Linked DNA regions of Homo sapiens: all the other regions are linked to region 1. Evidence: chromatin loops called from intact Hi-C (ENCODE). Cell type or tissue: CD4-positive, alpha-beta T cell. All regions are shown on one strand. Region 1 holds the start of LINC02965 (long intergenic non-protein coding RNA 2965). Region 2 overlaps GRAMD1A (GRAM domain containing 1A). Region 3 holds the start of LOC124904701 (hepatitis A virus cellular receptor 1-like). Region 4 holds the start of ZNF30 (zinc finger protein 30).

Region 1 (8,000 bases):
CAGAATCAACCTCATGCTCATTCCTAGTCACTATGCCCCTCCCAAATTTTTAACATTATAGATTAGTTTTGCCTATTTAAAAACTTTATATAAATGGAACCCTACCATGTGTCCTGTTTGTGGCTGTGTCTTTTCATTCAACACTTCATAAAATTCATCCATGTTGTTGCTTTTAGCAGCACTTTATTCTTTTATATTGCTGTGTGATGTTCCATTGAACAAATATAATTTACCCATTCTATTATTGATGGATGTTTGGCTATTAGAAATAATAATGCTACTGTGGCTAGGTGTAGTGGCTCATGCCTGTAATCCTAGCAGTTTGGGAGACTGAGGAGGGAGGATTGCTTGAGACCAAGAGTTCAAGACCAACCTGGCCAACATAGTGAGACCCCCATCTCTCTTTAAAAAAAAAAAAGAAAGAAATAATGCTGCTGTGAACATTCATGTGTATGTTTTCGACTACTTCTGAGGTAGGACGCAGGACTCGACTCCAGAGCCGGGGCTTGGACACTGGAGCAAATTGAGGACTAGCTAAAACAGGGTCAGGGTGGAAGCAGCTTTCCATCAGACACACCCACCAGTGTGCTATGTCAGTTTACATTTGTCATGGCAACATGCAGGAATTACTGCTCCTTTCCATGGCAATGACCCAATGACCCAGAAGTTACTACCCTTTTCCTAGAAATTTCAGCATAAACCACCCCTTAATCTGCATGCAATTAAAAGTAGATGTAAATATGACTGCAGAACTGCCCTGAGCTGCTGCTCTCTGCGCCCTGCCGATAGAGTAACCGTGCTCTGCAGGAGCAGTCACAGAGCTGTAACACTGCCTCTTCAATAGAGCTGTCTTCTTCCACCACCAGCTCACCCTTGAATCCTTTGCTGGGTGAAGCAAAGAACCCTCCCAAGCTAAGCCCCAATTTGGGCTTGCCTGCCCAGCATCACTTCCAATATCATGGAAATTTTCAGTGATGCCTACTATGAGGTTTATTGCTTAACTTTTCACATTTAGCTCTGGAATTCTCCTGTCGATTTGCATGTCTTTTGTAGATTTATTTCATGTTTATTGATGCTACTATAAATCCTCTGAAGGGATTTACCTTTGGATGTAGAAGGCAGCTAGGATGGGAAAGCACACTTTATTCTGAGATTAATGTAAGTCAGAGCCATGCTTCACTCTTTTTGAAGGCTGGCTCTCTCCTGTTATCCTTATTTCTGGGATACTGGCTTTCAGACGTTTTACATGAAAACCTGAGTATTTTTTGGGGACCCTCTTCATTGGCAGGTCCTGACTCTGAATTTTTTTCTCAGCAGCCGCTGAAATTGCTGAATTTTACCTCCAAAACTTGATTTGAAAAAAACGAAGCAAAGGTAGAAAGAATATCATTCTAAAATCATTGTTTTATAAACAGATTTTGCTACGTAGATGCAATTGGCCATAATAATGGCAGAGAAGGCCAGATTTTCTTTCTAACTGTTATAACAGTTTTTAAACATGAAAAAGGTTCATTTAGAAAACAATGTTAAGGTAGGGGCACGGCAGAGAATGGGAAGATGGTCAGCCGGGAGGAGCAGTGCAAGAAGAGAGCAAAGACACAAGCACTCTTGTGTGCAGAAAAGGCATGGTGAACATAGGGGTAAAAATCACTAGCCCTTCTCGGAGCAATTCCAACATTATCTGAAGGAAAGTCCATGGACCATGAGAACCCCCCACCTTCTGAGACACATATATCTGGACTGTGGGACTTTGACCCATGTTGGATCAGCCAGATCCCCTCTCCCTGGAGCAGTTTGTCGGCACAGGAAGAGAACAGCTCAGCCCTTGGAGAGAGAGTCACTTATGGGTAGGATGCCCTGGCTTCCTATGGCTGGCAAGTGTGAAAGTTGATTATATAAATTGAGCCATTCTTGTTATACCCAACTAAAACAGAATTGGAAGGCCAGGAGGAGAAAACACACTCAGGGCACGCCAAGAATGTAATTCTTTGCAAGCCTAGCTGCTGAAATTGCCTGCTGTAACCCAAAAACGGTTTTATGTAGTAGCTTCTGAAACAACCTGCCGGACTCTATGATTACTTTTACCCACTGCTATCACTTACCAATCAGAACTTGCCAGCTCCCCAAAACTTTACTAGTGCCAATGAGTTGTCTTTGCAAAATAAATTGTCTTTGCTCTTTTAACGAAACCTCTTTCTATTTGTTCTTCTAAAAGGCTGCCCAGTTGTGTGCCCTGAATTGCAATTTTCACTTCCCAAATAAAACAGTTTATATTTATAGAGATTTATCTCTGTATTTTGATTTCGACCCAACGCCCTGATTTGCTCACTGCTGTGATCCAGTTGTACCTCCAGGTTCAGTCAATCCTCTCCAATTCTTCAAGGATTGTCCCAAGATAGGTTAGTTTTGGCTGTCCTAGCTTTTCATATAAATAGGGACATGCAGTATGCATTCCTGTGCAAGGATTCTTTTCACTTAGCAGAATGCTGTGCTTTTGTACTTTTGTTGTCTGTCATCAGGGGTTATTTTCTTTGATAGCTGAGTAATATGAATACTTCATAATTTCTTTTTCTATTCTCATGTGGATTGGTATCAGGGATATTTCCATATTATGCTTATTATGAATAAGGCTTTTATGAATTTTGCCTACTATGCAAGGCTTTTTGTGTCATGCAAGCCTTTTTGTGTACATATGTTTTCATTTCTCTCAAGGAAATAATTCAGAATGGAAGCACTGAGTAAGAATAAGTATATATTTAGTTTTATAGTAAGTTTTATGACATTCTTTCAATGTGATTGTACCATTTCATATTATCATTGCAATGAGAAATCTTCCATGTTTTCATTTCTCTCAAGGAAATAATTCAGAATGGAAGTGCTGAGTAAGAATGTGTATGTTTACTTTTATAATAAGTTTTATGACATTTTCTCAATGTGATTGTACCATTTTATATTATTACTGCAAGTGAGAAGTGTTCCAAGCGCTTTACATCCCTACAGGCATTCTGGTGGATGTGCAATGGCATCTCAGTGTGGTTTTCATTTAAACTTCCCTGATGATTAATAATATTGAGCATTTTTGGTGGGCCTGTTGAACATTTCTGAATCAACTTTTGGAAAGGGATTATTGCTCAAATGTTTTGTCCAGTTTTTTTAATTGGGTGGTTTGCCTTATTGTTATTCTATCATTATTATTGTTAGGTTTTGAAGGGAAGGGGAGAGAGAGAGAGTTGGTGGCTCTACAGCAACACAGGTTTATTGCCAGTACAACTTGCAGAGAGGGGACCAGCTTGGTGCCAGAGCTCACTGCTGCTTACAGGCTGGGGTAATTACAGGTCTGGGCAGGAGGGGTCTGGGCCCGTATGGCTTGCTGCCCAGGAGGATGTTGATAAAGATGTTCCTTGGGCCTTTGCCCAGCAGGATGTGATAAGGAAGTCAGGTGGCTGGGCAGGATGTTTCTCACAGCCCAGGGCCCCATGGAATCTTTCATTCTGACCAGGGTCTGTGAAATGGCAGGGACTTGCAAAATGGTGCAGCTTGGACTAACAATTATTATTAATCCTAAAGGGAGAAGGAGATTCAGCAAGAATGGTGAAAGGAGAATTATAAGTAGGGCTTCTCGTTTCATGATCAATATCTGATGGGGGGGGGTAAGTACAGGGGCAGTCAGGATTGGAGGGTCTGGCAAACAGGTCAGCTGAATCAGTGTCTACTAATGAGGCAGGAGCCAGGATCCACATGATGAAAGTGGCCACAGTCAGGAAGTCTGAAATTTTCTCAGCAGAAAGGGAGAAAGAACAGGCAGGCTGAGTGGCCCTGCTGTCTGAAGGGGCCTCAGTTTTATCCTCCAACGCCTTGGGGCTCCACTGGTGCTCACCTCTCTTCTCCAAGCCTAGGTCTTCAGCAGTGACTATACAGGAAACCTAGGGGGCAGAGGTAGCTCTCCTCCACCCAACAATAGCGGCAGTGGCAGCAGCAGGAGTACTGGAATTTGGAGTTACAGAGCTCACAGCTGTTAGATGTGTTTGGAAAGTTCCTTCTTGAGAGTGTCTGGAAGCTTTTTCTCCCTGTGTCTTGTCTGACTTTAGTGAGGCTGGAGATCTGGGTGAATGGCCTCCATCAACATCTTCCTTCGCCCACCTCTCCAGTAGCAGAGTGCAGATAAGACTGGACGGGACAGCCCTGCTGAACCCACGGCAGACCTCCAAAGAGGTCTGTATAAGCTGGCGATGTCACTGACTTTGGCAAATGGGCTCAGAGAAGATGCTTTCTTACTCAAGGTGTCTTCTGGGTGTTTGGAACAGAGGCTTCCTTTCAGGAGTCCAGGACTGTACTGGAAGGAAGTGACCACAAGATGACACCGTTGATCTTCCAGACACTCCCGCTGTTATGAGGGTGAGGGGGGAGCCCTTCTCTAATTATCCTTCTTTTGCTACTTTTTCCCTCTGCCTTAGCTTTTCCTTTCCTGCACTCTCCTGGGGACTTCAACTCAGTCTTTCTGAGGCAAGTATGGAGGGGAGGACAGGGTGGCCCAGCTTCGTAGAGATCACTACCTGCTCAAACCCCAAACAGAAAGGAGTCATTTGCAGCCTGGAGGAGGACTCTACCATTCCAAGATATTCAGCTGAACACCCTAGTAGTGCTAGCCGGCAGCAGTGGCTCCTGAGACCTCCACACCAGAGTCCCGCACACATTCAAGGTAAGAACCCCAGAGAGGAGCCCAGAGCCTGCGGAATCAGACACCGCCTCCTAGCGGTGATGTCCAACCGAAAAGGCGCGGGACTGCAGTAAACCTGGGCGAGCAAGGTCGAGGAGAGCTCTGTGCCGGGACCGCGAGGCGATCCAGACCAGATGGGGGACGAGGGGCGCGTATGAAGCTTGTAGAAGAGGTTGCCGGTGAAGAGCAGCCTGTGCGCTGCACACCCTGTTACGCAATTGAGCCGCCGTTGGAACGCGTGGAGAGAAAGGGTGCGCGAGGCCAGGGCTCGAAGAAACGCAGCAGAGGGCAAAGGGCGAGGTCCAACGGCCCAGCCCCAGCAGGGGACTCTCGAGCTTCGGGATTCCGCCTACCCGGTAGCGGCTGTTTAGACCCAGACCGGCCCCTGCGCGATATGAGCACCGCTCAGGACTGCAGCTGTTGGGCACCAGCAGCCAGGTCTGCAGGCTCCGCGAAGCCTGGCCCGGACCGTAGCTTCTGCAAGCAGTCCAGGTGTATCCTGGGGTCACTGGAGGGCAGAGCCTGCTCAGAGCGAGTACAGAAGCAGCCCAGGTCTTCCCAGCACCAGGTTCACTGGAAGTGCCAGGTGTGGGAGAGGGAGCTGGGGAGGGAAGAGGGCTATGCTGGTTCCCGAGCTGAATGATGTACCCAAGAGGCCAGGTAGCTGCAGCAGGTGCTAAGATGAGGAGGAGACGCCATCATGGGGTGCAAATATGGAGCACAAAAGGCTGGACCCTCATCCTTTTAGGCAGCTGCTGCTGAAGACATCTGTTTCCCCTCTCCCCTCCTCAGGCCACCACCTCCTTCATGCTCCTCTGTGATCACCTCTCCAAGTCCCGGTGTCAGGAGCCTTCTCTGTGGCCGCCCTGGAGAGACTTGAGCCTGGGACGTGACGTGCTGGGCTGTGAAGCTTTCTGAGAAGGGAAACCTGTGGCCTGACCTGCCTGAATGCTGCACCCAACCTCATCTCTTCCTGGGAGGCAGGCTCTCTTCGCTTGTTTTTACAAATTTGGTAAAACAGCATTTCAGTCCTAGTCCCTGGTAGTGACCCTGCCAGGATTTGACCCAGGCTGTCTGACTCTATTTATGCACAAATCACGTATTACCATTTTTTATTGTCCTTAGTCCATGGCACACATATAATGAGCACTTACGTGGCCCACTAGGAAGTCTTTCCTTTTTGCTTCAAACTCAGATCTTGGCCATTGGCCACAATGGGGCCTTGGTCTCCTCTGAAGATGACCTGGGACTGCTGTTCACAAGCAAATCCCCATTGGGCATTTCTATTCTCATTGAGCTTGCAGCAAACCATGAAGGTCCCTGTGGCCTATCTTCTCCCAAAGCCAAGGATGGGAGATGGTACATCAGGTGGGCACAGGATTCATGCTGATTTAAAAGCTTTATGGCAGGGCACAGTGGCTCCTGCCTATAATCTCAACACTGGGAGGCTGAAGCAGGAGAAATGCTGGAGACCAGGAGTATGCAACCAGCCTGAGCAACACAGTGAGACCCTGTCTCTACAAAAAAATTTTAAAATAAAATTAGCTGGGCATGGTGGCATACGCCTATAGTCCCAGCTACTCAGGAGGCTGAGGTGGGAGGATCACTTGAGCCCAGGAGTATGAGGTTATAGTGATCTATGATCACACAACTGCACTACAGCCTGGACAACAGAGCGAGACCCTGTCTTGTTTGTTTTGTTTTATTTTTGAGATGGAGTCTTACCCTGTCGCACAGGCTGGAGTGCAGTGGTACGATCATTGCAACCTCTGCCTCCTGGGTTCAAGCAATCGTCCTGCCTCAGCCTCCCAAGTAGCTGGGATTACAGGCGCCCACCAGCACGCCCGGCTAATTTTTGTATTTTTAGTAGAGACGGGGTTTCACCATGTTGTCCAGGCTGGTCTTGAACTCCTGACCTCAGGTGATCCACCCACCTCGGCCTCCCAAAATGCTGGGATTACAGGTGTGAGCCACTGCACCTGGGCCTGTCTCATTTTTTAGAAAGACTTTTCAGGATCCTGGTCAATATTGACAATTTATCAATATTGACTTTTCCAGTACAGGAGCATGATATATGTCTCCATATATTTAGGTCTTTTAAGATTTAAGATTTTCTCTCAACAATATTTTGTAGCAAGGTCAACAAGCTAATTGGCCCCTGAACTATTTTTGTAAGGCCAGTGACTAAGTACAGTGTTAACATTTTTGGCCGGGTGCAGTGCCTCATGCCTGTAATCCCAGCACTTTGGGAGGCCGAGGAGGGTGGATCAACTGAGGTCAGGTGTTCAAGACCAGCCTGGCCAACATGATGAAAGCCCATCTCTACTAAAAATACAAAAAATTAGCTGGGTGTGGTGGCAGGCGCCTGTAATTCCAGCTACTCGAGAGGCTGAGGCAGGAGAATTGCTTGAACTGGGAGGCAGAGGTTATAGTGAGCTGAGATCATGCCACTGCACTCCAGCCCGGGCAACAAGAGCGAAACTCTGTCTCAAGGAAAAAGAAAAAATTAAGGGTCTAAAAATATAAGAACGAGACTAAGTGGAAAAGACCATAAGCAACCCATAACGCCATATTTACTATCTGGGTTTTTAAGAGAAAATTTGTAACCACTGTTTTGTAGTTTTCTGTGAGTCTAACTTGCAGAGCTTTTGCTAATTTATTCCTATGTATTTTATGTGAGTTGTAAACACTACTGTAAATGGTATCATTCCAATTTTAGTTTTCAATCATTCATCAATGGTATACAGAAATTTTTAAAAATACACATTGACTTGTATACTGAGACCTTGGTAAATTCACTTTTGACTTCTGGTAGCTTCTTCGTTTTCTATGAATCATGTTTATGTGAATAAAGCTACTTTAACTTCTGTTTTAATCTGCATGCCTTTTTCTTTCTCTTTCTTACCTTTACATTTGCAGAAACCAACAACTGTCAGCATTGACACCATCAGGCCTTTCTCTTCTAATTTAACCTTGCAGCCAACCACACGGCTATCTGTGCGGGATCTCTCCCCAAGCTCAAGGACATGAGATGCGGATCAGGTAGGTGCAAGATCCATGCTGTCTTAAAAAGTCTTATAAGGCCAATATGTCTTGGAGCAATTCCATACACCAGGGGTCCCCAACACCCAGGCCACAGACCAGTACTGGCTGTGGCCTGTTAGGAACTGGGTCACACAGCAGGAGGTGAGTGGCAGGTGAGCGGATATTACCGCCTAAGCTCCGCCTCCTGTCAGATCAGCAGCGGCATTAGATGCTCTTAGGAGTGCGAACCCTATTGTGA
Region 2 (8,000 bases), 180 kb after region 1:
CTGGATCTGCTTCTACAGCAACATCTTCCGCTGGGAGACCACGGTGAGCCCGCAGCGGGGCAGGGTACAGGGGCGGGGGCCCCCATGGCCAGGCCCCACCCCGCTCCTATTGACCCTCCTGCTGTCCTCAGATCTCCATCCAGCTGAAGGAAGTGACATGTCTGAAGAAGGAAAAGACGGCCAAGCTGATCCCCAACGCCATCCAGATCTGCACGGAGAGCGAGAAGGTGACGGAGGACCCGGTGACGGGACCACGCGGTCCCCCGCTCAGCAGGCCGCCTCCCCCAAACATGCAAAGCCCCATTTGTTCTGCACCCTGAGTTCTCTCCGAGCTGTCCCCTTCTCTCTGTTCTCCCGGCCCAGGCGCCCATCACCCCTGACCTGATCCCCGCACCAGCCTCTCCTCTCTTTCCCTGCAACCTGTTACCTCACACAGCTGCTCAGGAACAGCAGAAATAGTAAAACTCTTCCATGTATGTGGCACCTCAGCCGCCCCTCCCTTCGTAAGTCTCCCCGATGTTGTGTCCTGTCCCTGTCATTGTGGCCTCATGTCCGTTGGTTGCAAGATGGCTTTCTCACCAGCGGTCCAACAAGAAGGGGGACAGGTGTGGGGGACACTTCCCAGCAGACTTCTCTTTGTGTTTTGTTGGTTAAAAGTGGATCTGGCCAGGTGTAGTGGCTCATGCCTGTAACCCTAGCATTTTGGGGAGGCTGAGGCAGGAAGATTGCTTGAGCCCAGGAGGTTGAGGCTAGCCTGGGCAACATAGTGAGACCCTGTCTCTTAAAAAGCAAAAAATTAACCAGGTGTGGTGGCACGCACCTGTAGTCCCAGCTACTCACTCAGGAGGCTGAGACAGGAGGATGGCTTGAGCCCAGGAGGTTGAGGCTGCAGTGAGCCGTGATCATGCCACTGCACTCCAGCCTGGGTGACAAAGCCAGACCCTGTCTCAAAAAAAAAAAAAAAAAAAGGATCAACTGACCATTCTTAGTGGCAAAGGAGGCTGGGCAAGTTCCCTGGGCTCCCCCCATCACATCCCAGCCCCTCTGGGCTGACCCTGTCTAGAGATGCATCTGTCCCCTCCTTGGACTGGGAGCTCCAAGGACAGGGCCAGGGGTCGTCTCCCCATCCCAGTGATTCTGGAATTGTCCAGGGCAGGGCCGGGCGCAGGACAGACGTTTTGTGGAACTAATGCAGGGGTGAATTAGTGGATTCATGGGGCCAAAGATGTGGCGTCAGCGCAGATGAGGGTGGCGCTTCCCCACCTCTGTCCTGGTCGCTCCCCAACCTGCTCACACCTCTCTCTCTCTCTCTCCCTGACAGCATTTCTTCACTTCCTTTGGGGCCCGTGACCGCTGCTTCCTCCTCATCTTCCGCCTCTGGCAGAATGCACTGCTTGAAAAGGTGGGCCTGGGTGAGGCCCGGGTGGGGATGGGGGGTTTCCAGGGGGACCATGGAGCCAGGGACCCCAGAACTTGCGGAGCTGGAGGCAGCCCTGGCTCTTCTCCATGGGCACCAGGCCCAGTGCCCCTGCAGCTCCTCCCTGGGCCCCACCTGACCCCGAAGCTGAGTCTCTGGCAAAGGGACATGAATTGGTGTAAACCGTCGTAATTCTTCCCTGGGGCTGGGAATGATTTTCACCCTGAAGGACATCCAGGTTCCACTGGCAGCGGGGGAGTGTGGATAGAGGCTGGGAGGTCATCACAGGATGCCGGCTATGGCTGGTCCACAGCACCTCAGAGAGCCCCAGCCCCATCCTCCGGCTGAGCGGCACTCACGCGCTGCCTTCTCAGAGGCTCCGATGTCCCTGGAGCAGGCAGGAGTGCTGAGGGTCCCATTCAGCATCCTGAGAGAGGGACAGCGCACAGTCAGGCCCTAAGGAGGACAGGGCAGAGCCCCGGGATTCCAGCCCCATCCCCTGGGGCAAGTGATTGAACCCCATCTGTCAAATGGGGGCCATCCCCACTTCACAGCACCCAGAATTTTGCCCAGAATAAGTACTCAGTCATGTCAGCTCTTATGAGCAGAGTAGCCCAGCGGTTAGCTCCCTCGCCACCCCCTCTGCCCCCCGGCTGTAGACCAGCTCCCCTGGGGTCACATCTCAGCACTGCTACTTCCTGGCTGGACCCCAGCATGTCACCTTGCACTTCTCAGCACCATTGTCTTAAAAGGATGATGAGGTTAGCACCTACTTTCCAGATGGTTTTGAAGATACAGTGAGTTAGTACATCTGTAAAGTGGTTAGAAGAATGCACCTAGTTGACCAGGTGGCAAATGTCTGCTGCTATCATCACTTACTGTTAACTGTCATCACTGTCATTCAGCCACTCTGGCCATGGGTGGCTGAAAGCTCAAGGCTCCCGAGGACACCTGGGAAAAGATTCGGGGGGCCACGATGGCATAGGCATGGGAGACTCAGCCCTGGAGTCTGGCAGGGCTTGACCAAGTCACTTGGTGACCTTGAACACATGACTTTCCCTACATGACTTCCCCTTCCTGGGACTCCGTATGCTCTGTAAAGATGGGAACATTCATGGCTGGGCACGGTGGCTCATGCCTGTAATCCCAGCACTTTGGTAGACGAAGACGGGCGGATCGTGGTGCCCACGAGGTCAGGAGTTCGAGACCAGCCTGGCCAACATGGTGAAACCCCGTCTCTACTAAAATTGCAAAAATTAGCTGGGCGTGGTAGCACGCACCTGTAATCCCAGCTCCTTGGGAAGCTGAGGTAGGAGAATCGCTTGAACCCAGGAGGGAGAGGTTGCAGTGAGCTGAGATCACACCACTGCACTCCAGCCTGAGCGACAGAGCCAGACTCCATCTCCAAAAAACAAACAAAAAAAGATATAAAAAAAATGGGAACATTCTCTGGCCAGAGTATTGTGGGGACTTGGGAAGCAGGAAGTTTGAGTCCTGGGCGCAGGCCCTGGAGGGGCTGTAGCAGGGGATTCCCCGCTTGCTGAGGCCAGGTCTGGTGCGGGAGATCGTGGCTGCCTCCTTGTGGAAGCCAGGGGAACTGCGGAGGCCGAGGGCTGGTGGGGAATCTGGCGGGCCGGGCTCTGGCTGGGGTGAGATGGAGGCCAACCCCAGGTCCCGCCTCCCCAGACGCTGAGTCCCCGCGAGCTCTGGCACCTGGTGCATCAGTGCTACGGCTCAGAGCTGGGCCTCACCAGTGAGGATGAGGACTATGTCTCCCCCTTGCAGCTGAACGGTCTGGGGTGAGTTGGAGGTCAAAGGAGGTTGAAGGGTTCGGGGGAGAACAGGACGGTCGGCGTGCAGAGTTCCTGGAGTGCTGGGGGGCCTGAGATGGTTGTATGACGTCTGGAGGATTCAGGAGGGTGTATGGGGTCTCAAGGACACAGCAGTCCCGCTTCCTCCCCTTTCCCACAGGACCCCCAAGGAAGTGGGAGATGTGATCGCCCTGAGCGACATCACCTCCTCGGGGGCAGCTGACCGCAGCCAGGAGCCAAGCCCAGTGGGTTCGCGCCGTGGCCATGTCACGCCCAACCTTTCCCGAGCCAGCAGCGACGCAGACCATGGGGTGAGCGGTGGGTTGGAAGAGGGGTGGGATACTGATAGGAAGAGAGAGGAGGGCTGGGGGTGCAGTGGGAGAAGAACAGCCTGACAGATTTGGAGGGGAATGGATAGGGGGACAGGGGAGGCCTGGATGGAGGAACAGGACAGGGAGGGGAAGACGGACATGTGACAGGGAAAGAGAGACAGGGAAGAGAGGGGACAGACAGAAAGGATGAGAGACAGAAGGGATGGGAGATGGGTGGATAGATGAAGCAGCAGACAGACAGACGGACAGGACAGGTAAGAAAGCTTATGGCTCAGGCATCTGAGACAAGCCTGGCAGGGGCTGAGAGGGGCCCTCATCTGGGTGGCCCCAGGCTGCTCGCAGCTCAGCCGTGAGCCCTCGGTGCACACACCACCCCGGGTCTGCACAGGCTCTGGAATCCTTGTGGCCAGTGTGGACTTGGGAGCCCTGGGGCTGGGATGGAGGTGGCCAAGGCTGCATCGGGCCTTTCTCCACAGGCAGAGGAGGACAAGGAGGAGCAGGTAGACAGCCAGCCAGACGCCTCCTCCAGCCAGACAGTGACCCCGGTGGCTGAACCCCCGAGCACAGAGCCCACCCAGCCTGACGGGCCCACCACCCTGGGCCCCTTGGATCTGCTGCCCAGTGAGGAGCTATTGACAGACACAAGTAACTCCTCTTCATCCACTGGGGAGGAAGGTGAGGCAGGCGGGCCCAATTCATTCGCCTCCGGTACTTGCAAGCCTCGCTCAGTCTTAAGCAAGAGGGGATGGATTCGCCCGCAGCACTGAGAATCCAGGGGCAGGCGGGATGGCGTTCAGGCGCTGTTGCTAGAAATCTCTGTCTTTACTCTGTTTTGAAGGCAGCATGGCAGGGTGAACACAAGCACAGACTGAAGGCAGCTTGCCGCGGTTCACATCCTGGTCACACCACTTCCTGACCATGTCACGTGGGCAAATTATGTAACTTCTCTGAGCTTGCTTTCCTCCTCTGAAAATGGGGTTAACAATGATAATACCCACTTCATAGGATTGTTGTTAAGAGACTATAAATGAGGCTGGGTGTGATGGCTCACACCTGTAATCCCAGCACTTTGGGAGGCCAAGGTAGGAAGGATTGCTAGAGGCCAAGAGTTGGAGAACAGCCTGGGCAGCAAAGCAAGACCCCGTTTTGTACAAAAAAGAAAAAAAAGAAAAAACTAGGTGTGGTGGTGCACACCTATAGTACCAGCTACTTGGCAGACCAAGGCAAGAGGATCACATGAGGCCAAGAGTTTGAGACAAGCCTGGGCAACATAGTGAGACCCCTGTCTTTACAAAAAATTTAAAAATTAGCCAGGCATGGGGTCATGCACCCTATGTAGTCTCAGCTACTGGGGAGGCTGAGGCAGGAGGATCGCTTGAGCCCAGGAGTTGGAGGCTGCAGTGAGCTATGATTGCACCACTGCACTTCGGCCTGAGCAACAGAGCGAGACCCTGTCTCTAAAACGAACAAAGGGAGAGAATTAAGTGATTTCATACATTTAAAGCACTTGGGCCAGTTAGTAAGCATTGACTATTAGTATTTCTATTATCATTATTGTATTCATTTTCTCTCTCCACTAATTTTCAGCTAGCCTCTATTCTTGTCTCTTATGGGGCAGAGATGGCCTCAGCCCTGCCCCAGACCAGCCCAATGAGAGAGAGCAGCCTATTTTTCCTAGTGTCTACAGCGGACACCCTAGGGTTGGCTCTGATTGGGCCAACTTGAGAGTGTGCCTGCCCCTGAACCAATCACTGTGGTTGATCGGATAGACCTGGGCCACCCACTCACCCCTGAACCAATTGCTGTGCCCCTAGGTTGATGCTCCCAGGAGGCGTGCTATCTGGTAATGAATCCCTGTGATTTAAATCTCAGGGCCTAGGTGTGTTCTCCACCCAGAACCAAGCACAGTGGCTGTCTGTCTGGGCCTGGAGCACGTGCCCACCCTCAACCCATCCCTGAGTCACAGGAGGGCTCTGTGTCAGTGTCCAGCTGTGCTCCAGGAGGTGGGGTCCGCCCATGCACACTACAAGGCCTGGGAGTGGGGAGGCGTGGCCCGCAGAGGGAGGGAGGAGTGGAGGCAGTCATCATCCTCGGCTCTCCTCTGTCTCCAGCGGACTTGGCTGCCCTGCTTCCCGACCTCTCCGGCCGCCTCCTCATCAACTCTGTCTTCCATGTGGGCGCTGAGCGGCTCCAGCAGATGCTCTTCTCGGACTCGCCCTTCCTCCAGGGCTTCCTACAGCAGTGCAAGTTCACAGGTCAGCGGGCGCATGAAGGAGAGGCTGAGGTTACCCAGGTGCAGGGGAGGGGTGAGGAAGGGTAGCCCAGGACAGGGGAAGGCACTGCTAGCCAGTGGGGCAAGGCGAGGTGGTGAAAAGCAATGTCTGTCAGACCAGAAGCAGCTCTGCCACTTACTAGCTGGGTAGGCTTGGGCAGAGTTCTGAGATGCTCTGTGCCTCAGTTTCTCCTTCTGTATAATGGGGGTATGATAATAGTACCTGGCTTATTGGTTATCATGAGAACTAAGTGAGTTCATACTAGAAAAGTTCCTAGAGCAATACCATATAGTAAGCGTTTAATAAATACAAGTTAAGAGGCTGAGGCGGGGCTGGTGCGGTGGTTCACACCTGTAATCCCAGCACTTTGGGAGGCCGAGGTGGGCAGATCACTAGAGGTCAGGAGTGTGAGACCAGCCAGGGCAACATGGTGAAACCTCATCTCTACTAAAAATACAAAAATCAGCTAGGTGTGGTGGCACACACCTATAGTCCCAGCTACTTGGGAGGCTGAAGTGGGAGAATTGCTTGAACCTCGGAGGCGGAGGTTGCAGTGAGCTGAGATCACACTGCACTCCAGCCTGGGTGACACAGCCAAACTCTGTCTCAAAAAAACAGGGGCGGGGGGTGGGGTGCTGGGCACAGTGGCTCACGCTTATAATCCCAGCGCTTTGGGAGGCCGAGGCAGGTGGATCACCTGAGGTCAGGAGTTTGAGACCAGCCTGGCCAACATGGTGAAACCCCATCTCCACTAAAAATACAAAAATATTTTAGCCAGGCATGGTGGCGAGCACCTGTAATCCCAGCTACTCAGGAGGCTAAGGCAGGAGAATCACTTGAACTCGGGAAGCAGAGGTTGCAGTGAGCCAAGATCGTGCCGTTGCGCTCCAGCCTGGGCGACAGAGCGAGACTCTGTCTCAAAAAAAAAAAAAAAAAAGGTGGGAGGAGGGCCAAGGTGGGAAGTTCATGTCAGCCCAGAAGTTGGAGACCAGCCTGGGCAACATAATGAGACTCAGTCTTTACAAAAATAAAAAAAAAAATTAGCTGAGCATGATGCTGCCCACCCGTAATCCCAGCTACTCTGGAGGCTCAGGTGAGAGAATTGCTTGAACCCAGGAGGTGGAGGTTGCAGTGAGCCAAGATCATGCCACTGCACCTCAGCCTGGGTGACAGAGAGAGACTCCATTAAAAAAAAAAATGCTCCTGAGGCCTCCCCAGAAGCCGAGCAGATGTCGGCATCATGCTTCCTATACAGCCTGTGGAACTGTGAACCCATTAAACCTCTTTTCTTTATAAGTTACTGAGCCTCAGGTATTTATAGTAATGTAAGAATGGCCTAATACAGAGCTCCTCAGCCTGACACGCCAGCCCTTTTAGGACATAAGCATAGTTTTGGGGGCCTTGTAGCCCCCCAACACAAGGCACCATCTTCCTGACTGCAGGGGATACTGCATGTCTCATCAATACAGAAAAAGAAACAAAGAGAAACTCCCATCTGACACGCTCCTCCCCTGCTTGAATCTCTTTTGTAGCCTCCCAAGTTCCTTGGCTGGTCCCATGTCAACCCTTCAGCCTCACCCAGAGCTGTGGCTGCCCCTCTCCATACCTGGCTGCCCCATCCCAGCCTCAGGGGACTTCTCTCAATATTGGCCTCCAGCCTCAGGGCCTTTACTGGTATCACGCGGCCTCCTGGGCTCCTCTGCCCCGACCCCTTCCTTCCTCAGTTCCTCCTTCAGGCCTTGGTTTTGATTTCACATCCTCCTGGCAGCCTTCCCTTACCTTCCTCAGATCCCAGATACCCCCAGATACTCACAGCTTCTGCCCTTAACTCACACCATGCCAGTAGTGTGTGGTTTTTATTTATAGATATTTCCTGTTGTTCTCAAGAGATTCTGGGTGCTAAGGACAGGAGTTCATCTATCCTGGTCTCCCACTGGCCTCCAAGCCCTGCATAGGCCTGACAGAGTGGACATTAAATTTGTGATCATTAACACATATTTATTTATTTATTTATTTATTTTTGAGTCAGGTTCTTGCTGTCGCCCCAGCTGGAATGCAGTGGCACAGTCTTGAGTCACTGTAGCCTCTGCCTTCTGGGTTTAAGCCATTCTCCTGCCTCAGCCTCCTGAGTAGCCGGGATTATAGGCGCCCACCGTCACGCCCAGCT
Region 3 (8,000 bases), 250 kb after region 1:
GCTCATCTTGGAGGTGTCTGTCCAGGTTAATGGGACCCAGGTCCACCTGCGGAGGGACAGCCCAGGCATGGCTCAGATAAGCACCAGCTTTGGGACGTGTCGTTTCTAGGAACCCCAACCCTTCACCCAAACCCATAGGCCCAAGGGAAAAACTTATTCTGTCTCCATTATTTCTACATTTTACCTCTATTTTCTGATTATATGCCCATTTTTGACTATATCCATCAGATGCATTCAGCTAATATAACAGAAACACTCTCAGACCAGCTTAAGAAAAAAAAGAATTACTGATTTACACAATTGAAAAAAAAAATCTACAGGTGTATGGATTCAGGCATAGCTGGACCCAGGTGCTTGAACAATATGTCTCAAATCTGTCTCAATTTCTGGGCTCTCCTTTCCTTCATTTTCAGACAGGCACCATCCCATCCCACCTTGTAGGGACAAGGACAGCTGCCAGGTTAGCAAATGTCACTGGAGGAAAAGTGTCCCTCACTGGCCCAGCTTGAGTCATGTGACCACCCCTGAATCCCTGATGGACTAGCTGATTGGCTGGGCCTGGGTCATGTGCTGGAAGTTAGGATAGGATTGACTTTCTGTGAACCACATGGATTGATTTTGGAGGGGTGAGTTCTCAGGGAAATCCAGAGAAAGGAGAAATGAATGCAGAACAGGATAAAACAAGAGATGGTCACTATTATAGTTATGTCCTTGTTCCTTCATCTAAAAATGTTTTACATGTATTGGTACGGTGGCTTACATCTGTAATCCTAACACTTTGGGAGGCCAAGGCAGGTGGATCCCTTGAGCCCAGGAGTTCAAGACCAGCCTGTCTCAAGCAGGCAATATAGCGAGACCCCGTATCTAAAAAAGAATTAGGTGGGTGTGTTGGCGCACGCTTATAGTCCCAGCTTATAGTCCCAGCTACTTAAGAGGCTGAGGTGGGAAGATCGCATGAACACAGGAGTTCATGGCTGCAGTGTGCCATGATTGTGCCACTGCATCCAGCCTGAGGGTCAGAGTGAGACCCTATATCAAAAAAAATCAACATTTTTCACGTATTTGAACACCTACTATGTGCCAAGCAACACTGACCCAACTGTGGTCCTATGCTCCCGAGCCTTCCTTTGATTCTGCCTGCTCCTTAGGTGAATGGTGAGACAACAGCCCTCCCCGTAAGCCTGAATGGGGGCAGCCTTGCCGTCCACTGGAATGGCCTCTTCTCCCTGCTGCAGTCAGACTTTGGCCTCTGGCTCAGCACAGATCTCACCTACAGCCTTACCCTCACCCTGCCCCACCTCTACAAGGGTCACACCTGTGGGCTCTGAGGCAACTTCAACTGCAACCCCAGTGAGGACGCTAAGGCTGACATTACCTTGGAGAAGCAGAGCAAGGCTTGTAGGGACAGCTGTGGGGCTGCCTGTCCAGTCTCAGTCTGCAATGACCAGGGGCAGATTGTGTCAGCCAGGAGGCAGTGCTGGCTCCTGCAGGACCCCCAGGACCCTTCAGCCACTGCCACTGGGAGATCAACCCAGACCCATATGTTTCCAGCTGTGTCGATGATTTGTGTCTTGCTGGGGATGATGACCACATCCTCTGCCTGGCCCTGCAGACATATGCCGCCATCTGCCAGGGCGCCAACATCACCATCAGGCACTAGAGGAATTCTTCCTTCTGTGGTGAGTCATGGTTGAGCAGGGCAGGAATTCATCTGCATGCTCTGTATGGCCACACACAGACTGACATCCTTCTGTACTCCTGGGCTGCCTGAGTGCCCCAACCACTTCCCATATTCCCAATTCCAGCACAGGAAGGCCTTCCAGGTTCTCCTCCTAGGCTCCAGCTGGACGCATGTGGATTGGTAGGGGGCCTGTATGCTACCGACTGTTATGTTTTTTTTTGTTTTTTGTTTTTTTTGAGACAGAGTCTCACTCTGTCACCCACGCTGGAGTGCAGTGACTTGTTCTTAGCTCACTGCAACCTCCTCCTCTCGGGTTCAAACTATTCTTCTGCCTCAGCCTCCCAAGTAGCTGGGATTACAGGTGCCCGCCATCACGCCCAGATGATTTTTTGTATTTTTAGTAGAGATGGGGTTTCACCATGTTGGCCAGGCTGGTCTCGAACTCCTGACCTCAGGTGATCCGCCCACCTCGGCCTCCCAAAGTGCTGGGATTACAGGTATGAGCCATGGCACCCAGCCCGCTATGTATTTTGAATACCACCCTGGGTTGACTGGATCCCTGGCCCCCTGTCAAGGGGATGTCCTTTTCCACCCTCAGAATGCCTGACCTGAGATGCCACAATAATAATCCCAACAACTGCTAATACTTATTGAACATCTACAATGTCCCAGGCATGGGGCCGAAGGCTCTGTGTACCTCTTGCCGCCACTGTCTCAGAAACACCCTGCAAGTGAGAGGCAATGACTGTTATTATTCCCACTTTACATTTGGGAAAACAGAGGCTCACAGAGGTAAAGCCATTTGTCTACTGCTAATCACAACAGACAGAGTTGAGACTTGAACTAAGACTTTCTTTCTCCAGAGACAAAAGAAGTTTTATTACTAGCCATATCATCTAATTCTTTCTTTCTTATTTAACTATTATGGAAAATTTGAACATAAAAGTAGAGAGAATAGCCTATTGAATGCCCCTGTACCCAGAAGGCAGCCTCAACAACAGCCAAGTTGTGGCCGACCTGTGTCCACCTCCACCCCTCCCTTATTGATTTATTTTGTGTAAAGCAAATCCCAGACAACGTGTAAACCTGTAAATACTCCAGCATTATTTTTTTTAATAGATAAGGACTTTTAAAAAGAAAAAAACCTGCTGTGGCCGGGCGCGTGGCTCACGCTCACACCTGTAATCCCAGCACTTTGGGAGGTCGAGGCAGGCGGATCACCTGAGGTAGGGAGTTTGAGACCAGCCTGACCAACATGGAGAAACCCCGTCTCTACTAAAAATACAAAATTAGCCGGCGTGGTGCTGCATGCCTGTAATCCCAGCTACTCGGGAGGCTGAGGCAGGAGGATCACTTGAACCTGGGAGGCGGAAGTTGCGGTGAGCTAAGATTGCGCCATTGCACTCCAGCCTGGGCAACAAGAGCGAAACTCCGTCTCAAAAAACAAAGACAAAACAAACAAACAAAAAAACCTGCTGTGATTTGCTCACACCTAACAAAATAAGCAGTAATTCCCAGATATCATGAAAAGCCTAGTCCATGTTCAGATTTTTCTGATCGTTCCTAAAACATCCGGCTTTCCTCCCTTGCACCAAAGCTTTGCTGGCCCCTAATGCTTGCCCATTAAGGGTTCCTAGCTGGTTCCAACATTAGGGGCGCAATCGGGGCAGGTCATGTTCTACGGGGTGGGGGTGGAAGGTGCCGCTTTCTTGCTCAACCAACAGGCAACAAAAGCCTGTCCGATACCATCCTGGGGATCAAGACACCCCTAAAACCAGGTTCTAACCCACCTATGTTAGATCCAAATGTGAATCTCTGACACCTGGGCCGTAGGGAACCCTCAAAGGGTTTGGAATAGGGAAGGCGGGGAGCGGGGTGGAGTGGGGGGGAGGTAAGACAGTGTTCATGGAGTGAGAAAGGTGGGCCACCTAGGGGCTATTTCTGGAATAACAATAGGTCGCATTTATCCAAGGTTCCCAGGGTGCCAGGCGCTGTCCCAACCACTTAATTTATTTTAACTTGCTTAACCCTCAAAGTCAGTTTGAGGTCAGTACTCTTTTCGGAGAGATGGGTACGGAGTCCTGGAGAGGTTAAGCACCACGACAGAGCCGAGATTTTAAGCACTCGGTCAGGGAGTTGGGCAAATGTGGCCTGCAGATCATGTTTCCTTACCCGCGCTTTTTCTCCTCCCTGCATAGCCGCCACGTGTCCTAAGCACAGCAGCTACCAGCAACGCTTGGACCCGCGCCGGGTGCAGCTCTGCGTCCCCGCGGCCGCCCTGCCTGCTCCGAGGGCTGCGCCAACGATAACGCGCACCTGTGGGCAGGGGCCAGGTGCCGGCACCCGAAGGAGTGCGGCTCGGCGCACGGCGGCCCCTCCTACCAGGTGAGCTGGGGGCAGGGTCTTGCTGTTGTGAGGGGGTCGGCCCATCATGGGGGTCAGGGAGCCCCCAAAACATGCCAGGGATGGGCGCCCAATCCGGGACACCTATATTCAATTGTGCGGATGGCACATTGTGGGTTCACAATGTGTTGACCTGCTTTATTATTGATGATTCCAATACTGCTACTAGTTACTAAGGTCATTCCCTGTGTGCTAAGTGCTTAATAATATTATTATTGGCTGGGTGCGGTGGCTCACGCCTGTAATCTGAGCGCTTTGGGAGGCCGAGGCCGGCGGATCACCTGAGGTCAGGAGTGTGAGACCAGCCTGGCCAACACGGCGAAACCCCATTCTACTAAAAACACAAAAATTAGCTGGATGTTGTGGTCCACGCCTATAATCTCAGCTACTTGGGAGGTTGAGGCAGGAGAATCGCTTGAGCCCGGAAGGAGGAAGCTGCAGTGAGCCGAGAAGGCGCCACTGTACTCCAGCCTGGGCAACAGAGCGAGACTCTGTCTCAAAAAATATATGTATTATTATTATTACTGTCAGCACTATTGACTTTTTAAAATATTAGCCATCACTTATTGAGTGCATAGCCCCCACTACACACTTTGGCAATGTAATAGTAGTAATAATAACAATAATCAAAACAGCTCATTTTATTTATCATTAATAGGTACAAGACTCTGTCCTAAATGTTTTAGCATTGTGGTCAGTGCTATTTTTTGTTTATTTTTATTTTTTTATTTTTATTTTATTTATTTATTTATTTTTTTGACACAGGGTCTTGCTCTGTTGCTGGGGCTAGAGTGCACGGGCGCCATCTTAGCTCACTGCAGCTTCAAATTCCCTGGCTCAAATGATACTCCCCCTCAGTCACCTGAGTAGCTGGGACTTCAGTTGCGTGCCACCATGTCTGGCTAATTTTTAAATTTTTTGTAGAGATGAGGTCTGACCGTATCGCCCAGGCTGGTCTCAAACTCCTGGACTCAAGGGATCCTTCTGCCTCAGCCTCGCAAAGTACTAGGATTACAGGCATCAGCCACCACACCCAAACCATTTGTATTATTTTGATGGCCAACATTTGAGTAGTGATCACACATCAGGTCCCATACTGCTAATAATAATAATTAAAATGTGGCCAGGCGCGGCGGCTCATGCCTATAATCCCAGAACTTTGGGAGGCTGAGGCGAGTGGATCACCTGAGGTCAGGAGTTCTAGACCAGCCTAGCCAACATGGTAAAACCCAGTCTCTACTAAAAATACAAAAATTAGCTGGGCGTGGTGGTGTAGCAGGACGAGCTGCAGACAAAACCCCTCAGACACTGAGTTAAGGAAGGAAGGGCTTTATTTGGCCAGGAGCATCGGCAAGACTCACGTCTCAAAAAACCGAGCTCCCCGAGTGAGCAATTCCTGTCCCTTTTAAGGGCTCGCAACTCTAAGAGGGTCCACGTGAGAGGGTCGTGATCTATTGAACAAGCAGGGGGTATGTGACTGGGGGCTGCATGCACCAGTAAGAACAGAACAGAACAGGACAGGGATTTTCACAGTGCTTTTCTATACAATGTCTGTAATCTATAGATAACATAACTGGTTTGGTCAGGGGTGGATCTTTAACTACCAGGCCCAGGGTGTGGCGCCGGGCTGTCTGCCTGTGGATTTCATTTCTGTCTTTTGGCTTTTACTTCTTTCTTTGGAGGCAGAAATTGGGCATAAGACAATATGAGGGGTGGTCTCCTCCCTTAGTGGCAGGCACCTATAATCCCAGCTACTCGGGGGCTGAGACAGGATAATCACCTGAACCCGGGAGGCAGAGGTTGCAGTGAGCCGAGATTGTACCATCGCACTCCAGCCTGGGGGACAAGAGTGAGACTTCGTCTCAAAAAAAAAAATTTTAAATGTATTGGGGGCTGGGCACAGTGGCTCACACCTGTAATCCCAACACTGTGGGAGGCCAAGGTGGGCGGATCACTTGAGGTCAGGAGTTGGAGACTAGCCTAGCCAACATGTCAAAACCCTGTCTCTACTGAAAAATACAAAAATAAGCCGGGCATGGTGGCACATGCCTGTAGTCCCAGCTACTTGGGAGGCTGAGGCACAAGAATTGCTTGAACCCAGGAGGCAGAGGTTGCAGTGAGCTGAGATAACACCACTGCACTCCAGCCTGGGTGACAGAGCAAGACTCCATCTCAAAAAAATAATTAAATGAATAAGCTAAAATATATTGGGTATTTACTTTGTGTTCATGCCTGGGCTAAGCATTTTATGAATAGTAATAATAATAATAATGGCTAATATATTAAGAGTTTGGGCATTTACAATGTGCCTTGTGTAAGCATATTAAAATAATGGTGATATTAACAATAATAATGGCTGGTATGTACCAGGCATCTGCTGTATTGCTGTGCTAACCAGTTAATGATATATAATGATAACCATCGTGAACATATTTTGGTCATTTGCTGCGTGTGTAATCCTGTCATCGGGATAAAAGGTAATATTTTCTGAGTGCTTATTATGCCTTGAGCACTGGGCCAGCATGTTATTAATAATGGTATCAGATATATGTCAAGAACTTGGTTACTGTAGGCCAGCTGGGTGGTGAGAGCCTCATGCGTATGACCGCACTGACCTTCAAACAGCCCTTTGATTGCCTCCAATGTGCAGAGGGGGAAACTGAGGCTACAGGATGCACAGAGATCTCAAGGGACAGAGCTAGGTCTGGACTCCAGGTCTCTCTGACCCCAAAATTGTGCTGCTAATCACTAGGCTGTGCTTTCCACTGAGAGAAAGCAGGTGTCACAAGTTTGCTGCCCTCTGGGTAAGGCAGTAGCCTGTCATGATGGTCAGACCCCCAGCTGTTGAATCTGGGCATGGCATTCCTGCCCATCCCATGCTGAGCCGGCCCCTGAGCCTCTGCTCTTCTGGGTCAGCTGCCAGGCCAGCCTCGGGCCTCCACCAGGCCCTGTTTGGGTCCACCTGGGCTGGGCTGGGCAGGGCATGCTGATCTGGCCTCCGACCTGGTCTGGCTGAACCGATGCACCCGCCGCTGCAGCTGTGACAGAACGGGGCATTTCCGCTGCAGCCCGGCGTGCTGCCCCACTGGGAAGATCTGTGGTCTGCAGGGTGGCCAGCTGGGCTGCCAGAGCCCCCTGGGCACCTGCATGGCCACTGGAGATCCTCATTACTTCACCTTCGATGGGGCCATAGCCCACTTCCAGGGCACCTGCACCTACCACCTGGCCTATGCCATCCATCCATTCATCCATCTATCATCCATCCACTCATCCATCCTTCCATCCATTCATCCATTCATCCATCCATCCATCCATCCATCCATCCATCCATCCATCCATCTATCCACTCATCCATCCTTCCATCCATCCACTCACAAAATTTTTCTGAGTATCTACTTTGTAGCAGGCCCTGCTGTAGGCTCTGGAGACACAGCAAAGAACAAAAGAGACAGGTCTCTTCTCTCCTAGAGTGCACATTATAATAGTGAGAGACAAACAGTAAAAAATAAATACATAATATTTCAGATGGTGATAAGTCCTAGAAAAATAAAACTAGAAAGGAGAATCAGGAGTGCTTGTGAGTATGGGGTGGGAGTTATAATTTTTAAACAGGGTGAGCAGGAAAAGCCTCATTGAGGAGGTGACTTTGGAGCAGAGACTTGCTGGAGGGAAGGAGAAGCCTTATGAGCAATGAGGGAAGAGCCCTCCAGGCACAGGGAACCTTAGGTGCAAAGTCCAGACGCAGAAATGCCCTTAGCCTTATTAAGAAAGAACAGGGTAATTCCAGCAGTTTAGGAGGCCAAAGTGGATCACTTGAGGAAGTTCAAGGCCAGCCTGGGCAACATAGGTGAGACCCCCATCGCTACTAAAAATTAAAAATTAAAAAATTAGCCGGGCATGGTGGCACGTGCCTGTA
Region 4 (8,000 bases), 89 kb after region 1:
TTAAAACACACAGGAACCATGGCTTTACACCTGTTTACTCTCTCTAAATCAACCCTCAATGATTCCTTTCCCTCCACATTTATGATTGTTCAATGTTATCAGGAAGAGAAATAAATCATAATTTGAAGAAACAAAAATTTAATGGTAGCCACAATTATAGTAGAACCATTACCTCAACTGAATTCCTCACATCTCAGAACTCAGGATTCTGTACTTACCTCCCACTGGGACGTATCTTTTCCAGGCATCACAGATAATTTTCTTCTCCAGCTATCTTATGATTCTTTTTGTATAATTTCATTAATCAACATTAACAGCCTTCTAGGAATTGCTCACTTCACAAATGTTTTTTGGAGGTAATCTCAGTTCCCTATGAAGACTCTGTCTCTGCACTTCCAGATGAGAGGAAAATCACTCCCAGAAAGAGATGAGACAATGGAATCCCAAGCCTTTATCTCAGCGTTCGGATGACCTCTCTTGACAAATGCACAAGATAATACAACTGCGGCCACTATCCTAGTTGGAAACACAATTTGGTAAGTGGTTATTCTTTTCAGATAAACGTATGGAACTTAGACGAAATATATTTCAGGAAATGCAGTGAGAAACATTATAAGGGGGAAAGTTCTGCTCTCCTAGATTAGAACATCACTGACAGTGGCCAGAGAAAGTTTCCTGAGGGATCAGGGACTGTCATTTTCCACTGGATGCTCAGATTCCAGCTGTAGGGTTTGTGAGTATCCTTCCTCCCTCTTCCATGAGACAGCCTCATCTGAAATCTCCAATTTACCTCTGACGATTAAACACCTAGACCCTCACTATAGTCACACAAGTCTTCACTCAAAACACAAGGGCATAGCAGTAAGATTGCGATCCTTAGCTGTCATCTATGGAGTGATCACTTTTGAGGGGCACTTTTTGAATAAATCATTTCAAAATCATTTCAAAAATTTTCTCAAAAAAAAAACCCTATGATTTAAAAATTTCTTTGACATTCTAAGTATTCTACTAATCTATTTTATTTCTACCCACCATGGAACCCACATTTCCCTCTGCAAAATACAAATTTCTATTGTATTCACCCCTCACCCCTGAACATAAATTTATCCTCCCAAACAAATTTCTGCCCAGATGACATTTTGACGGCTATTTACACATCCCCATCTCAGAGAGCACATTGTACATAATTTGGCCCTTAATGCAGCCTCTATGAAAAGTCCTTTAATCAGGGGACTAGATGAGTCCTTATTTGTCTTGAATGTCTCTAGTTCCTCCAGGACAGAAGTGATCAGTGACCACAGCCAGTTCAGGAATCACAGGATATTGCAAATTTGTCTCCGATTGACATGAATTGGGTGGATTCTCACTCCAGGTCTATCACCTTCTTATTTGTTAATGAAATATTTGTCTTCAGACATTGTAATAGATACCCAATGAGTTTCAGAGGGTTTGAAAATGAACACTTTAGACATGAATAGCCTATATGGTGAACTTACAGAGGCAAAGCGACTGGTCAACAAACAGCTGCTCTACCAAAAAAGCCTGGAGTTACAAAGCAGATGAACATTTTTGCAGAGCTGGAAACTAATTCCAATAAGGCTAAAAACTTGCTACTGCTGGTAGGGAAAATCCTAACTATTGACAGTCAAATGCTTTTGATGCGAGGCTACTTAGGTTGATGTTGATAAGAGAAAAGTTCCCTTGTCCCCCTGGCAGGGCGTGCGATGGGGGTGTGGCTCGCTTCTTCAGTGTCCCGCTGCTCAAACCTCCAGGGGAGTATACAGACGGGCGGGCTGTGGGGCTCTGACCCCATGGCAGTGTCTAGGGGTGAATGTTTATAGCTGAAGCCCCAGTGGGCGTGTTACAGGATGCTCTTTAGCTGTCCGCAGGCGGCTTATGTTAGTCAATTCAATTAGATCCCTGCGTTATCGCAAGGACAGAGGGCTTTCATATCCCGGGGTTCCTGTCTTGGTGTACCAGAAGAATCAGATCACACATGGGCTTGGAGGATGACTGCAGGGTTTTGAGTGGAAGTAGCTCTCAACAGTTGGGGGAGCCAGAAGGGAAATGGTTTTCCCCTGGAATCGGGCTGCTCCGCAGCACCGGCTCTCCTTGGACTGCCCCAGCCAAACTCCGCGTCCTTCTGGTGGGTGGCCTGCCCGCGTGCCAGCGTCTGTCATGTCTTCTTCCGCCAACATGTTCCTCTGGATGTCCAGCGGCTTGTGTGTCTGCTTGCTAGGGTCTCAGAGTATTTATAGGGACAGGATGGGGGCGGGAACAGGATGGGGGCGTGGCAGGCCAGGGTGGTCTTGGGAAACGCAACATTTGGGCAGGAAAACAAAAATGCCTGCCCTCACCTAGGTCAGTTGGCACAGGGCCAGGGGTGGAGCCCTAGCCAGGGACCACACCCTCCTGTACCCAGCACCTCCCTTTCCCCCTTCCATATCATTTAAAGGGACCCCGCCCTTCCCTCCCCAGCACTCCCCTTCCCCACCTCCTTATCAATGTCATCACCCTGGACTGACTCCAGGAATCACTGTAATGTGGGCTTAATAAGAACAGAGCTCGGCTGGCCGCGGTGGCTCACCCTGTCATCCCAGCACTTTGGGAGGCTGAGGCGGGTGGATCGCTTGAGCCCAGGAGTTCGAGACTAGCCTGGGCAAGATGGCAAAACCCCATTTCTACAAAAAATATACAAAAATTAGCCAGGTGTAGTGGCGCGCCCCTGTAGTCTCAGCTACTCTGGAGGCCGAGGTGGGAGAATCACTTGAACCTGGGAGGCAGAGGTTACAGTAAGCCGAGATAGCGCCACTGCATTCCAGTCTGAGCGACAGAGGGAGACCCTGTCTCAAAACAAAACAAAAACAAAACAAACAAAAAGCGGAGCTGACAGTCAAGGTGAATTTCACGTTTGCCTGTATTCAGTTTTAGCATTACATAAACCAAAAGAAGAATGCCATAAAGGCTACAGGCAGCTAATACAGAGAGGTGTTACTGGAAAAGGAACCAGAAAGAGTAAATATCTCCTAAACGTATGATGGGACAGAAAGATAAATGCCTATTACATATAGTTAATATCTGTTTGATTAGCCTTATTTACATTCTCCTTTTAAAAGGTCTTACATTTAGCATCTTAGATAGAACCCACAAAATTTAAATATTTAATAGAAACTTAAAATTCCTGTATCAGAGGACAGAAATATATTTTTCTCACACGTGATTAGTCTAATTGCCACTATTAATCCTATTAATATTCTGTTAAATAATAGCATTTCTGTAGCGAAAAGCAAACAGTACGGAAAGATAATTTCAAACACCTAGTTTTCATATTTTTGTGTTAAAGTAATAACATATTTTGGTATAGATTATCATTTTTTGTTTGTTTTTGTTTTTGCTTTTTCTGACCTGGTGTGTTAATGCCCTGGGTTGGCCCTCTAAGAAGCTGGCCACCTACTTCGGGCCTCAGGTGTCAGACGCCCCAGCTTCGAGGTCTATGGCTCCCAGCAACTCGAGCGCCTGCGCCTGCGCATTCTCAGCCGGACGGGAGCGCCCAGAAGTCTCCGGGCGCCGGTGGGCGGCCTTGTGGACTGCGCCGGGCATGCTCGGCGGTGTGACGGCTCAGGACTGCATTTCCCAGAGGCTGCAGCTATCCGGCCAATGTAGCCTGAAACTACATTTCTCAGCGGCCACTGGAACGACCTCAATCTCTGCCTCCTCGCCAGTTCATTGTGGTCGTTGACCCGGCAGCGAGCTTTGGAGTTCATCGAGGGAGAAGTCAGCGCCCAGCTCCGAGGTTGGAGCAGCCCCGCCGGGCAACTTGAATTTCTGCAAACGAACACAGCACCGGGAGCTCTGCAGACCTGTGTCGGCGCGGAACCCGGACTGAGACATGCGTGAGCGTTGGGTGGACCGGGCGAGGATCCCGGGCCGGCGAGTGCGGGAGCGGCAGGGCAGGGAGGGTGCGTCGGCCGGGGCCGGTGTGCATCCGCGAAGACTGGGTGCATGGCCTCCATGCGAACCTGAGCTATTAATATTTGTTACTATTTTGGATAAAATCACTGTAATTGATTTATGTAAAGGAGCAAAAGACTCTTCAACTCTCAGTTTAAAAAGGAAACGATAGTTATGATACCTTTTGCATGCAGCGGGAAGAAATGGGATTGCCAGGAAGCCTCTTCTTGTTTGGAAAAAACTGTATAAAGTATTTACACCTTTTAAAGATGAGAGCAATGTCATCTGAAAATTATCAGTGCAGGGAAAAGGACTTCAAAGGATCTGTTGTGCAGATTACTTAACTAATGACAAAATTATGTAAGAAAGGAGAGCAAGATGACAGCTGTAAACATTTCCATCAATCTCCATATTGCACAGAAATAGGACCCAGCTTTTTCTTAAGGTTCTTCAATTTTGCATTATCCCACAGCAGTAGCTCTCTCTCTCTAGCTGCTAGGGGACAGAGGAAATTGAAATGTCAGAGAATCTTTTCTGTTGGTTTTTTATTTGTTTGTTTTTAAAGAAGAGTTGCTCTTAATTTTTTAGTTAGAATTAAAAGAAAGCATGCCAGAGAAACTTACGTTTTAAGTAAAAAGTGGAAACAGGTCGGGTGCCATGGCTCATGCCTGTAATCCCAGCACTTTGGGAAGCTGAGGCGGGTGGATTGCCTGAGCTCAGGAGTTCGAGACCACCAACATGGCAACATGGTGAAACCCCGTCTCTACTAAAAATATAAAAATTAGCCAGGCATGGTGGCGTGCGCTTGTAGTCACAGCTACTTGAGAGGCGGAGGTGGGAGAAGTGCTTGAAGCTGGGAGGCGGCGGAGGTTGCAGTGAGTGGAGATGGCACCACCGCAATCCAGCCTGGGCGACAGAGCGAGATCCCTTCTCTAAAAAAAAAAAAATATATATATATATATATATATATATATATATATAGATAGATAGATAGATAGATACATAAATTAAATTAAGTGGAAACAAGTGTTTAATTAAAATGAAATAAAGGATGTATAATGTTTACGTAATAACTCCAATGCAGTAGTGCCCCCTTAATCGGCAGTTTCACTTTCTTCACTTTGTTACCCTCAGTCAACCATGATCTGAAAATAGGTGATTTTGGTACAATAAGATATTTTGAGAGAGAGGGGCCATGTTCACATAACTTTTATTACAGTATGCTATTATAGTTGTTCTATTTTATTATTAGTTATTGCTATTACTCAATTATGGTGGCCGGGTGCGGTGGCTCACGCCTGTAATCCCAGCACTTTGGGATACTGAGATGGGTGGATCAATTGAGGTCAGGAGTTCGAGACCAGCCTGGCCAACATGGTGAAACCCTGTCTCTAGTAAAAATACAAAAATTAGCCAGGCGTGGTGGTGGGCACCTGTAATCCCAGCTACTTGGGAGGCTCCCAGGAGGTGGAGGTTGCAGTGAGCCAAGATCACACCACTGCACTCCAGCCTGGGCAACAGAGTGAGACCCTGTCTCAAACAAACAAACAAACAGAAAAATAAAAATCTCTTATGGTGCCTAATTTATAAATTAAACTTAATCATAGGTGTGTATGTATAAGAAAAAACATAGTATATATGGGGTTCCGTCAGACATCTACTGAGGATCTTAGAGTGTATCTCCCCCCTGTGGATAAGAGGGAGCTACCATAGTAAGAGCTAACTCGGCTGCGCGCGGTGGCTCACGCCTGTAATCCCAGCACTTTGGGAGGCTGAGGCGGGCGGATCACGAAGTCAGGAGATGGAGACCATCCTGGCCAACATGGTGAAATTCCGTCTCTACTAAAAATACAAAACTTAGCTGGGCGTGACTATGCGCCTGTAGTCCTAGCTACTCGGGAGGGAGGCAGAGGCAGGAGAATCACTTGAATCTGGGTGGCGTAGGTTGCCGTGAGCCAAGATGGCGCCACTGCACTCACTCCAGCCTGGGTGACAGGGCGAGACTCCGTCTCAAAAAATAAAACAAAACAAAACAAAACAAAAGAGCCAACTCATGTTAAGCAAGTATTCTATTAACTTTTGGGGTGGGTTTTCTTATTCTTCAGGACAACCACATGTTGGAGCTGATACTCCTATTACTATTTTAGTGATGAGAAAACTGAGCCATATTAGTAACTGCCTGATCATTTTCTCCTATGTTCTCTACCTCCCGTGTCTTGACCAACCTCAGATTTATACTGTCACCATTAAAGAAGCTCTGGATTGGGTGATATGGACTCTTTCTTAGGCTTAGAACGTGGGAATGGAGTGAGGAGAATCTGTTCAAGAGAAGACTGTGCAACCCAATTTGAGACCTAGATCAACATTCCCAAAATGGGGGCCTGGTGGGAAAGCTTGTGTCTGATTCTGCCTTCCTTAAGAAGTGCCACACCTCTGCGATCAACTCTGTACAGCTTAGTTAACTGGGGCTTGAATTCCACTGTTCTCCAAATTTTGTTTGAGGGTGTTTGTAGCACAGTTTGGAAGCTGAAATGAAGGGACAGGAAGGTTTATTAATGTATGTCATTGAGAACACTAAAGCCTCCTTTTCTCCTCTCTGGATTTTCTAGCTTTTGAACTTCTCAGATAGAGGAACCCCAGTGAAGACTGATCAGTTCTTACAATTCTCAAAGCATGGCCCATGTAAGTTGGTGTTTCTTCTTGAAATATGGGGATTTTTATATTACGTGGCTATTTTCCTTAATTGACCTGAAGCATTCTTCATCAGAATGTACCATCTAATTGCCTACTTGATTCCTTCTGTTTGGCGGAATGATGTCAAAGTATCGTTTCCTCCTTACGAGGTCCTCATTTCTAATCGGTGTTCATGAATTCATTGAGCAAGTTACGAAGCAGGTAAATAGTAAGTCTTAGCTGAAAGGCTGTGATAGAGCAGTGGAGGATTGAAGTCCCGTGGCAGAAGTATTTGAGCTTCCTACATCCATCTGTGGTTTGATGAGTTTGATCTGTTGGCTTCATCTGGCCACACATCAGAAGATTTGAAGTTTTCCACAGAGCTGATAAGATGGAATTTTGTATTGATTGGTCTCAATATGATGAGATAACATGCTCTATGAGGCTTTTAAGATTGAGTGGGGATGTGATTATGATGTGAAACATTGATATCATGGTTCTTCTTGGGATGCCTGAGAGTGATACTAAGGTCAATTTTGTTATGGAATGGGACCTGCCAGACTTGGACAACATGCATTTGGTTCTGAGTCATTTTCACCCTAATCCACTAACTCAAGAACAGCCAAATGGCCAGGTGCAGTGGCTCACACCTGTAAACCCAGGACCTTGGGAGCCCCAGGTGGGAGGATCACTTGAGCCCAGGAGTTCAAGACCAGCCTGGGCAGCATGGCAAGACCCTGTCTCTACCAAAAAAAATTTTTTTTAATTAGCCAGGCATGGGGGCACATGCCTGTAGTCCTAACTACTTGGGACCCTCAGACAGAAGGACACTTGGAGCCCAGGAGTTCAAGATTGCAGTGAGCTATGGTCATAGCACTGCACTACAGACTGGGCAACACAGTGAGACTGTGTCTCAAAAAAAAATTTAAAAAAACAGCAGCCAAAGTATTAAGTGAAGGATCTTGTATGACACTATCAGCATATTGTTATCAGTAGTAGATGAACAGATTACCAGAACTGGGGAAAACTGAGGCATTTGTTACAGTCTTCGTTTATAAGTATAAAATCATTACTTTTTTTTTTCTTTTTTTCTTTTTTTTTTTTTTTTGAGACTGAGTCTCGCTCTGTCACCCAGGCTAGAGTACAGTGGCACAATTTTGACTCACTGCAACCTCCACCTCCTGGATTCAAGTGATTCTGCTGCCTCAGCTTCCCAAGTAGCTGGGATTACAGGCACATGCCACAACGCCCAGCTAATTTTTGTATTTTTAGTAGAGATGAGTTTCACCGCATAGGCCAGGCTGGTCTCGAACTCCTGACCTCGTGTGATCCACCCACCTCAGCCTCGCAAAGTTACTAACCTTTAATACAGATCC

The links. Peaks named below come from ENCODE experiments on the same cell type or tissue, not always from the same donor. Only the 100,000 strongest peaks of a DNase experiment are listed, where the experiment ranks them.
Region 2: it touches region 1 in a loop (3-fold over the local background); 12 of 110 quality-filtered maps call a loop at or near these places.
Region 3: a loop joins it to region 1, with 4 times the contacts of the local background. A loop is called at or near these places in 3 of 110 quality-filtered maps.
Region 4: it touches region 1 in a loop (2.0-fold over the local background); 3 of 110 quality-filtered maps call a loop at or near these places.

Annotation. Positions count from the first base shown.
Region 1 is chr19:34,834,090-34,842,089 of GRCh38, forward strand. LINC02965 (long intergenic non-protein coding RNA 2965) reads left to right here and starts at 4,622. Exons shown (of 5, transcript NR_186333.1): 1 at 4,622-4,699; 2 at 5,510-5,729; 3 at 7,637-7,759. In CD4-positive, alpha-beta T cell, a CTCF peak has its summit at 4,718 (motif pointing left); DNase peaks (open chromatin) are centred at 4,362 and 4,762.
Region 2 is chr19:35,010,153-35,018,152 of GRCh38, forward strand. GRAMD1A (GRAM domain containing 1A) reads left to right here. Exons shown (of 20, transcript NM_020895.5): 5 at 1-43; 6 at 132-227; 7 at 1,322-1,402; 8 at 3,104-3,216; 9 at 3,389-3,539; 10 at 4,037-4,235; 11 at 5,672-5,815. Among named protein-coding and RNA genes, the nearest start is that of GRAMD1A, 14 kb to the left of the region's middle. RefSeq lists an enhancer at 2,724-2,803. In CD4-positive, alpha-beta T cell, CTCF peaks have their summits at 3,002 (motif pointing left) and 3,202; DNase peaks (open chromatin) are centred at 1,309, 3,019 and 4,469; H3K4me3 peaks cover 1,529 bases; H3K27ac peaks cover 5,607 bases.
Region 3 is chr19:35,087,055-35,095,054 of GRCh38, forward strand. LOC124904701 (hepatitis A virus cellular receptor 1-like) reads left to right here and starts at 3,894. Exons shown (of 3, transcript XR_007067238.1): 1 at 3,894-4,066. HPN-AS1 (HPN antisense RNA 1) reads right to left here. Exons shown (of 4, transcript NR_024562.1): 3 at 1-46. It also overlaps the pseudogene LOC100420797. RefSeq lists an enhancer at 3,468-4,005. In CD4-positive, alpha-beta T cell, CTCF peaks have their summits at 3,649 and 3,854; a DNase peak (open chromatin) is centred at 3,607; H3K27me3 peaks cover 1,020 bases.
Region 4 is chr19:34,923,324-34,931,323 of GRCh38, forward strand. ZNF30 (zinc finger protein 30) reads left to right here and starts at 3,580. Exons shown (of 5, transcript NM_194325.3): 1 at 3,580-3,893; 2 at 6,561-6,633. The coding sequence starts at 6,625. It overlaps ZNF30-AS1 (ZNF30 antisense RNA 1), which reads right to left and starts at 3,503. Exons shown (of 3, transcript NR_110749.1): 1 at 3,406-3,503; 2 at 219-511. In CD4-positive, alpha-beta T cell, no CTCF peak of the experiment used is centred here; a DNase peak (open chromatin) is centred at 3,538; H3K4me3 peaks cover 1,228 bases.